3 separate regions of the Homo sapiens genome follow, and regions 1 and 3 are each linked to region 2. Evidence: chromatin contacts called from ENCODE Hi-C or POLR2A ChIA-PET data. All regions are on one chromosome and are shown on one strand. The core of a region is the stretch at or near the end of the contact, and the rest is flanking DNA. Distances in the headings are between cores, read along the strand shown.

What was found. A loop is a pair of places that touch in the nucleus more often than their neighbours do. ChIA-PET counts read pairs that join two places held with the same protein, here RNA polymerase II (POLR2A). Pooled maps may share reads with other maps.
Region 1: a loop to region 2 is called in a pooled map of ovary, with 2.0 times the contacts of the local background. The contact joins two enhancer-like sites. A Hi-C loop is called at or near these places in 1 of 168 maps with a recorded cell type or tissue (IMR-90) and 5 of 50 pooled maps. POLR2A ChIA-PET finds 5 or more read pairs at or near these places in 2 of 52 experiments (BJ and OCI-LY7).
Region 3: a pooled map shows a loop between it and region 2 (2.0-fold over the local background). The contact joins two enhancer-like sites. A Hi-C loop is called at or near these places in 3 of 168 maps with a recorded cell type or tissue (heart right ventricle, left ventricle myocardium superior and sigmoid colon), 1 of 37 single-sample maps with no recorded cell type and 4 of 50 pooled maps. POLR2A ChIA-PET finds 5 or more read pairs at or near these places in 1 of 52 experiments (BJ).

Annotation. Positions count from the first base shown.
Region 1 is chr15:38,878,721-38,881,845 of GRCh38, forward strand. It overlaps a transcript of LOC105370777 not described here. Among named protein-coding and RNA genes, the nearest start is that of LINC02694, 180 kb to the left of the region's middle. Within about 2 kb of position 1,356, at least 5 of the 41 ENCODE cell types and tissues checked have a DNase peak (open chromatin) inside an H3K27ac peak, as active enhancers do.
Region 2 is chr15:39,176,085-39,179,067 of GRCh38, forward strand. The region is part of intron 1 of LOC105370777 (a long non-coding RNA gene); the gene reads right to left. It overlaps LOC105370780 (a long non-coding RNA gene), which reads left to right. Exons shown (of 3, transcript XR_007064591.1): 2 at 669-849. Among named protein-coding and RNA genes, the nearest start is that of LINC02915, 73 kb to the right of the region's middle. Within about 2 kb of position 1,632, at least 2 of the 41 ENCODE cell types and tissues checked have a DNase peak (open chromatin) inside an H3K27ac peak, as active enhancers do.
Region 3 is chr15:39,454,252-39,457,118 of GRCh38, forward strand. No RefSeq gene overlaps it. Among named protein-coding and RNA genes, the nearest start is that of THBS1, 130 kb to the right of the region's middle. Within about 2 kb of position 1,505, at least 2 of the 41 ENCODE cell types and tissues checked have a DNase peak (open chromatin) inside an H3K27ac peak, as active enhancers do.

The DNA.
Region 1 (3,125 bases), core at 106-2,605, 300 kb before region 2:
AGAGGAGTTAACTGAGACATAGCAGTTTTAGCAGACTTGCCTAAGGCACACAATTTAAGATTCTCAGGGACTCTTTGAGTTTCAAGCCCATTTGTTTAACTACTCTGCTAAACTGCCATGCAACCCTGGCCAAATTAGTAAGTCTTCAGACTCAGCCTCCTCCTCTGTAAAATGAGCAGCCTGAACTCTGCCGATTCTCTTTAAATCCTATACAGCTATTCTGTGAGTCTGCATTTCTGATTCCAAACATCCACAGAAACGTACTGTGAAACTCCAGTGAATTGTGACTTGTGTTATGAGTTGAGGGCAGGTCAGAGAACAGTAGCATTCCATTGGGAACTGGCACACATTTGCAGCCAACAGATGAAATCTACACTCCTGGCACAGAGCCAACCCTGCCCTCCATCCTAAAGCACACTTGCCTGGTGAGTCCATTTGGTCCTTTCCTGAATCCTGAACTGTCACATCTCCCTCATTGGGAAGGATAGTATGCAGGCCCGACTCCTTCATAGAGCATGGGTTGTTCATCTGTGAATGTAATTTGAGGAAAGTAAAGGCCCACCTGCCTGAGATGGCTGGAGGGCATTGTATTGTAGCAATGGTAGACCACATGTTATTAACTAGGGTTCTGATGACATCTTCCAGCTACACTCACTTGAGTCTCCTGTGACTACCACTCTTTCTCAGTTGTCATCTCTGTCTTTACTTTCTTTGTTTACACTTTAAATGTTGGATATTCCTAGGGCATAGTTCTCAGTTTTCTCTCACCCAGAGTAGCTTCATCCTTTCTCATAACCAGATCTTACTTTCTCTTAAAATCGCTATTTAAATTTCCTGCTAATTTTGAGATATGTCCATATCTCCACCACAGCACCCTTAGAACTTTAGAGTTCAATATCTCCCATACTGAAGCATCTAGTGGTATATTACAGGGGCAAGTAAAATAAGTGTAGAATAAATAAACTGTGATGCATTAATTAATACATTAGTACAGGTTTAGGTGCTGGGTAAACTTTCACCTGTTTTTTTGGTGAATGGAACCATTTTCAGTCCTGAGAACAAGGGGCAAGTCTAATTTATTGTTTTGTGCCTTTGGACTATAGTGCAGTGCCTGGATCATTGTAGCAGACCAGAAAAAGTATGTTAACATTAATGAACCCAATACAGGAGACTCAGGACTGGCACATTTTGAGAGGAGAAAAAAGGAGTTTCACATCTTGAAGTTTTGCCCAGAGAAGGCCGGCCCATGTGGGATGATGCAATGTGGGACTTGGCTTGTTAGGATCAACATGGGGACATTGGACTCCATGATAAAAATAATAATGTAGAAGGGTCCAGCTCACAGTAAGCAACTGAACTTTGCCTGCCTCACTTAATTTGTTAAGACCATCTCAGGCTCTTACGACCTTGCCCTTGGCGCTGAGCCTGCAGAGTAATTCATACTTTTGTCTATGTCAGATCCTTGGTATTAGCCCAGGGTGACACTTCCATGAAGATTCCACCAGTTTCCAAAATTTCCTTTTACCTTTTCACACCATAATTTTCCCTGGAGCATAACTCATTGAAGTGGTCCCAGCTGGGTTTTGTGGCTTCCAGTGACCTCAGTACTCAGGAGAACAAACAAGGGCAGCTGGCCATGTGAACACTTAAGAAAGCTTTTAGAAAATATGTTTTCCTTCTCATAACTGGCCCGATGAGCTGGAGCTGGCAAGCAGAGAGATAGGGTGAGACTGCAACACTGAAGATGTCCAGTTGTGTCAGCTGTGGTGTATTGCATTTGTATCTCCTGATGTCTGAACCAGAAGGGGTCTTTATCCCCGGGCAAATCCCTCGTGTCTGCAGAACCAATTCCCTTGGCAGGCTGAGGGATGCTGTGTGACTAGGGTGGGGAAGGCTAAGTGTTGGGATCTATGAATTGTATTTCTGCTGCCTTGGGACAATAAGCAGAGATGTAGACTGTCCTTTTTGGCTTAAATGTATCCCTCCTTACACTTAAACATAAAACCTAAAACCATAAAAACCCTAGAAGAAAACCTAGGCAATACCATTCAGGACATAGGCATGGGCAAAGACTTCATGACTAAAACACCAAAAGCATTTTCAAAAAATGCCAAAATTGGCACATGGGATCTAATTAAACTGAAGAGCTTCTGCGCAGCAAAAGAAACTATCATCAGAGTGAACACGCAACCTACAGAATTGGAGAAAATTTTTGCGATCTATCCATCTGACAAAGGTCTAATATCCAGAATCTACAAGGAACTTAAATTTACAAGAAAAAAACCATTAAAAAGTGGGTGAATGATATGAACAGACACTTCTCAAAAGAAGACATTTATGCGGCCAGAAAACATAAGAAAAACTCATCACTGGCCATTAGAGGAATGCAAATCAAAATCACAATGAGATACCATATCATGCCAGTAAGAATGATGATCATTTAAAAGTCTGGAAACAACAGATGCTGGTGAGGACATGGAGAAATAGGAATGCTTTTACATGGTTGGTGGGAGTGTAAATTCGTTCAACCATTATGGAAGAAAGTGTGGTGATTCCTCAAGGATCTAGAACCAGAAATACCATTTGACCCAGCAATCCCATTACTGGGTATATACCCAAAGCATTATAAATCATTCTATAAAGACACATGCACACATATGTTTATTGCAGCACTATTTGCAATAGCAAAGACTTGGAACCAACCCAAATGCCCATCAATGACAGACTGGATAAAGAAAACGTGGCGCCTACACACCATGGAATACTATGCAGCCAGAAAAACGAATGAGTTAATGTCCTTTGCAGCGACATGGCTGAAGCTGGAAACCATCATCCTCAGCAAACTAACACAGAAACAGAAAACCAAACACCGCATGTTCTCACTCATAAGTAGGAGTTGAACATTGAGAACACAGGGACACAGGGAGGGTAACATCACATACCAGGGCCTGTTGGGGGGAGTAGGGGAAGGGGAGGGAGAGTTTTAGGACAAATACCTAATGCATTCTGGGCTTAAAACCTAGATGACGGGTTGATAGGTGCAGGAAACCACCGTGGCACATGTATACCTATGTAACAAACCCGCACGTTCTGCACATGTATCCTAGAACTTAAAGCAAAAAAAA
Region 2 (2,983 bases), core at 382-2,881:
AGCAGTAGTTCTTGAGTATTAGTTGCAATATGGAATATGAAACCATGTCAGTGAAGCTTTCACACTCCGTTACACTAAAACTCATTGGTCTGTTTTACACTTTGAACAGAGATTTTACCCCTACAGGATTGTGTAACACCATAAATTGATCATTTGGAAAACGCTTGTTCACTCTTTTTTGCATGTCGCCAACATTTTGACAAATTTCATTATACCATATCAAAAAACCACAGTCATTATTATTGCCACTAACCTTACCAGAACAAATTTAAATACTGCAAAGCTGTCAAGCTATTGGTGACAGATGTAAGTTCTAAAACATAATTTTACTTGAAAGTTTAAATTCTGTCATTGGCAACAAATTCCATTCTGTTGAAGTGACAGGCTGACTTTGTTAATTTTAAGAAAATATCCTTGAAAGACCCAAGTCAGAATAGCTATCATTTGTCATTCTTTTAATGAAAATGGTGTTCCATGGAAAAAATATCTAGTTTGACTTGGAACTCAAATAAGTACACACTTTTTTTTAGACAACCGTGATACTTGAACCTACAGCACAAGTGTATGTTTATGTGTCACTTCCCATTTTGTCACACAGAATAGTAAAACAGGCGTTCTCAAAGGTCAAAATTTAACAAAATTTATCATTTTTTTTCCTGCTTCATCAGGTCATCTTTAAGTAAAAGCCATCTGATATTTTACTGCAAGCATGTGGCAGTGAAGACGACAATGACTGCTAGTATGGTTTGTGCCACTGCCTTGATTTCCGCTCAGGCACCAGCAGTCTTACCCACCATTGCTTTGGTGCAGTTGGTGGAGATATCAATGGATCAAAAGCGCAAGTAATATGTGAGTATTATTATGAAAGGAGCTTGGACCTCATGAACCACTTAGAAAGATATTGGTACATCCAGGGATCTGTGGATGACACTTTGAGTACCATTGAAATAGGAATTAATCCCTAGATTAAAATGAAATAATGGGGCTCAGTCCACAGTCTAACCCAATTTATAATTTGACTATGTTCAAAAAAGTTTACCTTCACATATTTTTGTTACTTTAAGAGCAATGTGCTGTCACTAAAGAAAATGATGACGTCAATTTTTTTTTTTTTAAAAAAAGCATTTTTGTTACTCATCACTTTGGGCCATTGCAAAGGCTGCCTATTGCTAGACAAGAAAGAAGTCATTTACCCCACATCTATGGTTGTTGTCATCAAATGATCCATTTAGTGACTCTCTCAGCAATCAATGGCAGTTAATCACAATGAGTGAGCAATTTTGGAAAGCTGTGCCAAGTGTCATTTTGATAACCAGCTTTTCAGAAGACCAGAGCTGAACAGGAGAGTAATGGGGGAATACAGGTATTCCCACATCAATTGGAGAAGTAATAATTCCAGCAACAACACTATTGTCAACATGGTATTTTCTCTAGTGATTCACTTCGTAACATGTGTTTATCCTTCCAGAGCAGGGAAGTATACACCTATGCCCTTTCAAACTGACATGTATAGAAGTCAGATTTAGGCTTTTCAAGAGAATTGCCCGGCCCATGCTGAAAGCTATAGTAGAAAGTCAGCTGACTCATCCAGAGCATTTTTTAACTCACCAACAAGCAGAGGCAGGAGCAGAGCGTGTCAAAGGCCATTTGAGAGCAGTTATGCCAACTGGGCAGGCACAAGCCATGCCAATTTTTGTGGTTTCTCCAATTCGTGTCAGAACAAGGACTTGACTCTCAGTTTCCCACACTGGGAGGGTTTCTCTGAGTTATGCCCATTGAATGAGTGTAACAAGGTGATCTGATTCATCCTTGGTCACGAAGCAGGGAAAGAAAGAGTATTTTTCTATTTCAATGGTTAAGGGCATAAAAACCATGCATTGGTCCCATATCAGTAGATAATCAATGGTAAAGCATAAGTATGCAGCCTTGGTGTAGAGAGTGGCACTTGCTACTCATTCTTATGTTTTCAGAGTCATCGTACTTGTCTTTATGTTTGAGCTTGTAGATGTGCTGCCATGAGGAATTAACGTTAGATTCTTGAGCACTTTCTTTCACCTATTTCTCAGTGTAGCTGCAACGCTCTGTTTACTGTGCTAGGTATGTCCTAGAAAGTCAAATGATTCAGTCAAACCAGCACCATCAGAGTCAGTGTGATCTTCCTAAGACACATCTGATCATAAAGCCCCAAACCTACAAATAAAGGGGAGGGGGCCTGCTGGCTAGCCTGGCATAGATCCCATAATCAGGGCCTTATTGACCTCTTTCATTGCATCTCCTTCACTTCCTCATTTGCCACAGGTTTCAGATACATGGATGTGTCTGCAAGATGCTAGATGCCTCCTGGAACACATTTGCCTGGTGGCAGGAGCCAAGTCCTGGCAGAAGTCAGGAAGCAGGTCTAACGGGCATCAGCGGAGAAACTAGGAATGCTAACCATTGTCTCTTTCTCTTTCAGAGCTGTCTCTCTTCATTTCCAAAATTAAAAGATTTTTACTTCCCCCCACCTCATTTATACATTTCGCTGGTCATTGTAGGCCTTCTCATGATATAAAAAACAATGACCATTACCTCATTGGTAAATAGGTAGATCAAAGTCTTTATGTATAGCTACGTATCTAATTTTTTTCCTTAATTATCTCAATACCAAAATCAAGACAAGTTGTGGGTTGGGTAGGCACAGGAGGATGGGAGTGGGCTTGCCTTCCAGGCAGCCTGACAAGCCTTGCCGAGGTCAGGTTGCTTTGCCATCAGAGTCCATCTTCTGACTTCAGGCATGTCAGGTCTTTGGCAGTCTCTCCTCTCTGGCTTCCCCTCAGTTAATCCCCTCCTGGCCAAGCTTGTCAGGTGGGCCCTATTTGGGTCCAAAGAAGCACTAAATAAATGTCGATTGAGGCAGCTTATCCTAATGATGGCAATTATGACAGTGATGTTTTTCTTTTAAGCCATAAAAGCACTAGATGTTACAGATGGAAGGGATTTTCAA
Region 3 (2,867 bases), core at 255-2,754, 280 kb after region 2:
TTCTATGCCTTGGCAAAGTGTAATGCTTCTTTCTAAATTTGGGTTAGTTTCCAACATTTTATCCTTTGTGCTTTCAATGTTGTGAAATATCTCCAAGAGTTCCTTTAACATGAAGTGATTTCTTTTGAGCGTCACTTCCTCTGGGACATTTTCATCTTTTTCGTCACAGCCACTCTCCTCCTTTACGTGCATAAGTCCATCTTTACTAAGTTTCCCTGGCTGCATATCTAGAGTGTCAGCAGCAAGGTCACCAATTCCACAGTCAGCTATTTCTTCTAATTCCATTGACATTTGATTCAAATTTTACATTCATCATTATCAAATTTTGTTCTTTGCTTTATTTTTATCTTTAGTGGTCAATTCCCATTTTCTAACATTCATTTTTATAAAATGTCACATGAATTTATTACTAGTGACAAGGAGACACAGATTGGTGACAGATTATGAAGGGCATCTGTCACTGATGTAGCAATTTTTCTTCTGCAGAGGCAGCAGCATAGTCTGTGCTTCATGCAATCACTCACGGTTAATATACCAGGGTAACTGAAATTTGAACCATGCTGTTAGGGACTGGTGTTATTGAAGCAAACCGTGGTAACTGAAATCCACACATATCAGAACTCTGCAAAGTGAGAGCTGCCTGTATTGTGAAATATTCTGCTGGAAGCCTTTTAATGGGCCCTGAGACCTCTTATGACTTCTTTATTGCCCTATTTTTGGGAAATTCTTAGATAGGAAAACATCGTGTCTTATCAATATTTGCTTATAACTGTAACACAGAGTAGATTATATTTGATCACTGACTGCCTTGGAACTATCCAATAAATCTTATGTTTTACCCTCTGCCAAACAAGTTAGATTTTGGAACATCAATTTATTCTATCTGCAATGAAGCAAGATCATCTTTAGCTTCTACCTGTAAGGTTGAAACTAGTGAAACACTCCTCGCCCTTCAAGACCCAACTCAAATGTCACCTTCTCAATGAGCCTTTCCTGCACCCATCAGTTAGTCACACATCTTGAAGAACAAAGATTCTTCTTGTTCACCTTTATGTCCTTTGTACCCTGCACAGTGCCTAGCCCATATGAGATGCACAAATATTTCTTGAGTAATGATAATTTATCTCAAACTTTTTTAAAAAGTGTATTTTTCTAGTCAATAATTGGATGCTTCCCAGCATGACATTGTAAGTAAAAGGCCCAAAAGGAATAGTAGCCAAGAGACACAGTTTGATGGCCTAGCATTTACATCCAAGAGTACCAGAATCTAGTTCCAAATACTGGAGGGCCATCTTGGGTGTGATGGTCAGGACAGACTGGGGAAAGCCCCACTGAGTGGGCGTATGATCTGCATATAAATTTTGCTGACTCACGCTGGCTTCGGTGTTTGCAGTCCTCTCAATCCATAATGGATAACACATGGGGGAAGAGAGTTATGAAAAAAACATAGTCATATGGTTCAGTGTATAGATCTGAGGAAAATACCTTTTAAATGAAATTGAGCCAAACGTCTGTCTCACTCTGTTTGCAAAGTACACAGTACTGTATGGACTAATCAAACTTTATAGCTCTCCTGTGCAATCTTGTACATTCCTAAAAACATGTTTCTCCCAGAGCTGTCACTTGTTGGAAATGTGTCACTGACCAAACAGTGTTTTCTATACTACACAGAATGAAATGTAAATATCATACAAAGTCCATTTGACCGAGCTCATGGGAAAGCATGAAACAATATACATTCCACATTATGTCTTTCTCTCACAAACTACACACATGCACCACACAAAAATCAGAAACAAAAGCAAGAAAGTATTTGGCTCATTGGGCAAGTTACACAACACTCATTTCATTAAATTAATTCTTTTATCTGCAAATCCCTACAAATACTTAGTAAACTTCACCTGATGAAAGGGATTATTGTCATTTTACAGAAAACAAAGCAGTAAGCGTTTGTCCAATTGCACAATGGAACTCAGAAAAACCCAGCTTTCCTGAACCCAAAAGTTCACACAGATGTAAAAGCTATACAAGAGAACCATAAGAGGCTGCAATACATCTTTATACATGTTGTCACCACACAGTCAAGCTCCACAGAGTCAGGAGGCATGTGGATGTGTGTCTACACATTCAAGCACATGCATGAAGATGTAAGAGCAGGTAGACACTCCCACATGGAGATTATGGCTTCAGCAAAGCATGAAGAAGGTAGTGTGTGCATGATGAGTGTGAGAGGCGGATATAGTCAGCAAGCCAAAGAGTGACATGATGGGAGAGTGGCAGAATTTAAATCTGGGCAAAGTCAACTAGTATTGTGAAGAGTTTCAAATGTTTCATCTCAAGAATACAGTCTATAGACAATCGGACCTACATCTCCAGATTTTGAAAGTGAAGTTATATGAAGGCGTTTCTTCTTATTTGAAGAAGCACTGTTCTGCAGCAATAGAGCAAGCATGCACTTTCGAGTTTTGTTGTTGGCAGTGGCGGTGGCCATGGTGGGAGTGGTTTTTTTTTTTGTTTTTTTCTGGCAGAGACTATAGTTCTGATCTGGCAGGCCCAGTGAGAACTTTGCAATATGTCAAATGTATGACAACAAGAATTCTTACCTAATCATGTTTTGAATATTAGAAATCAGTAGTCCTTAATGGCTTAATATATTCTTAGTAAAGCAGCCCTAAGACAGAGTTCTTGGTGGATAATACTTGTCCGTAAGTTCAGAAAAAAGGATTTGCATCTATGTATTAACCCATCAGGAAGATTGGCTCACACTCGGACTCTACTTTAAGCTACAGAGGCAAGGGCTGCATCAACAGACTCCCAGAAACCACAAGGACTTCCATCCTCACAGCTCTGAAGATATGAGAGTGGCG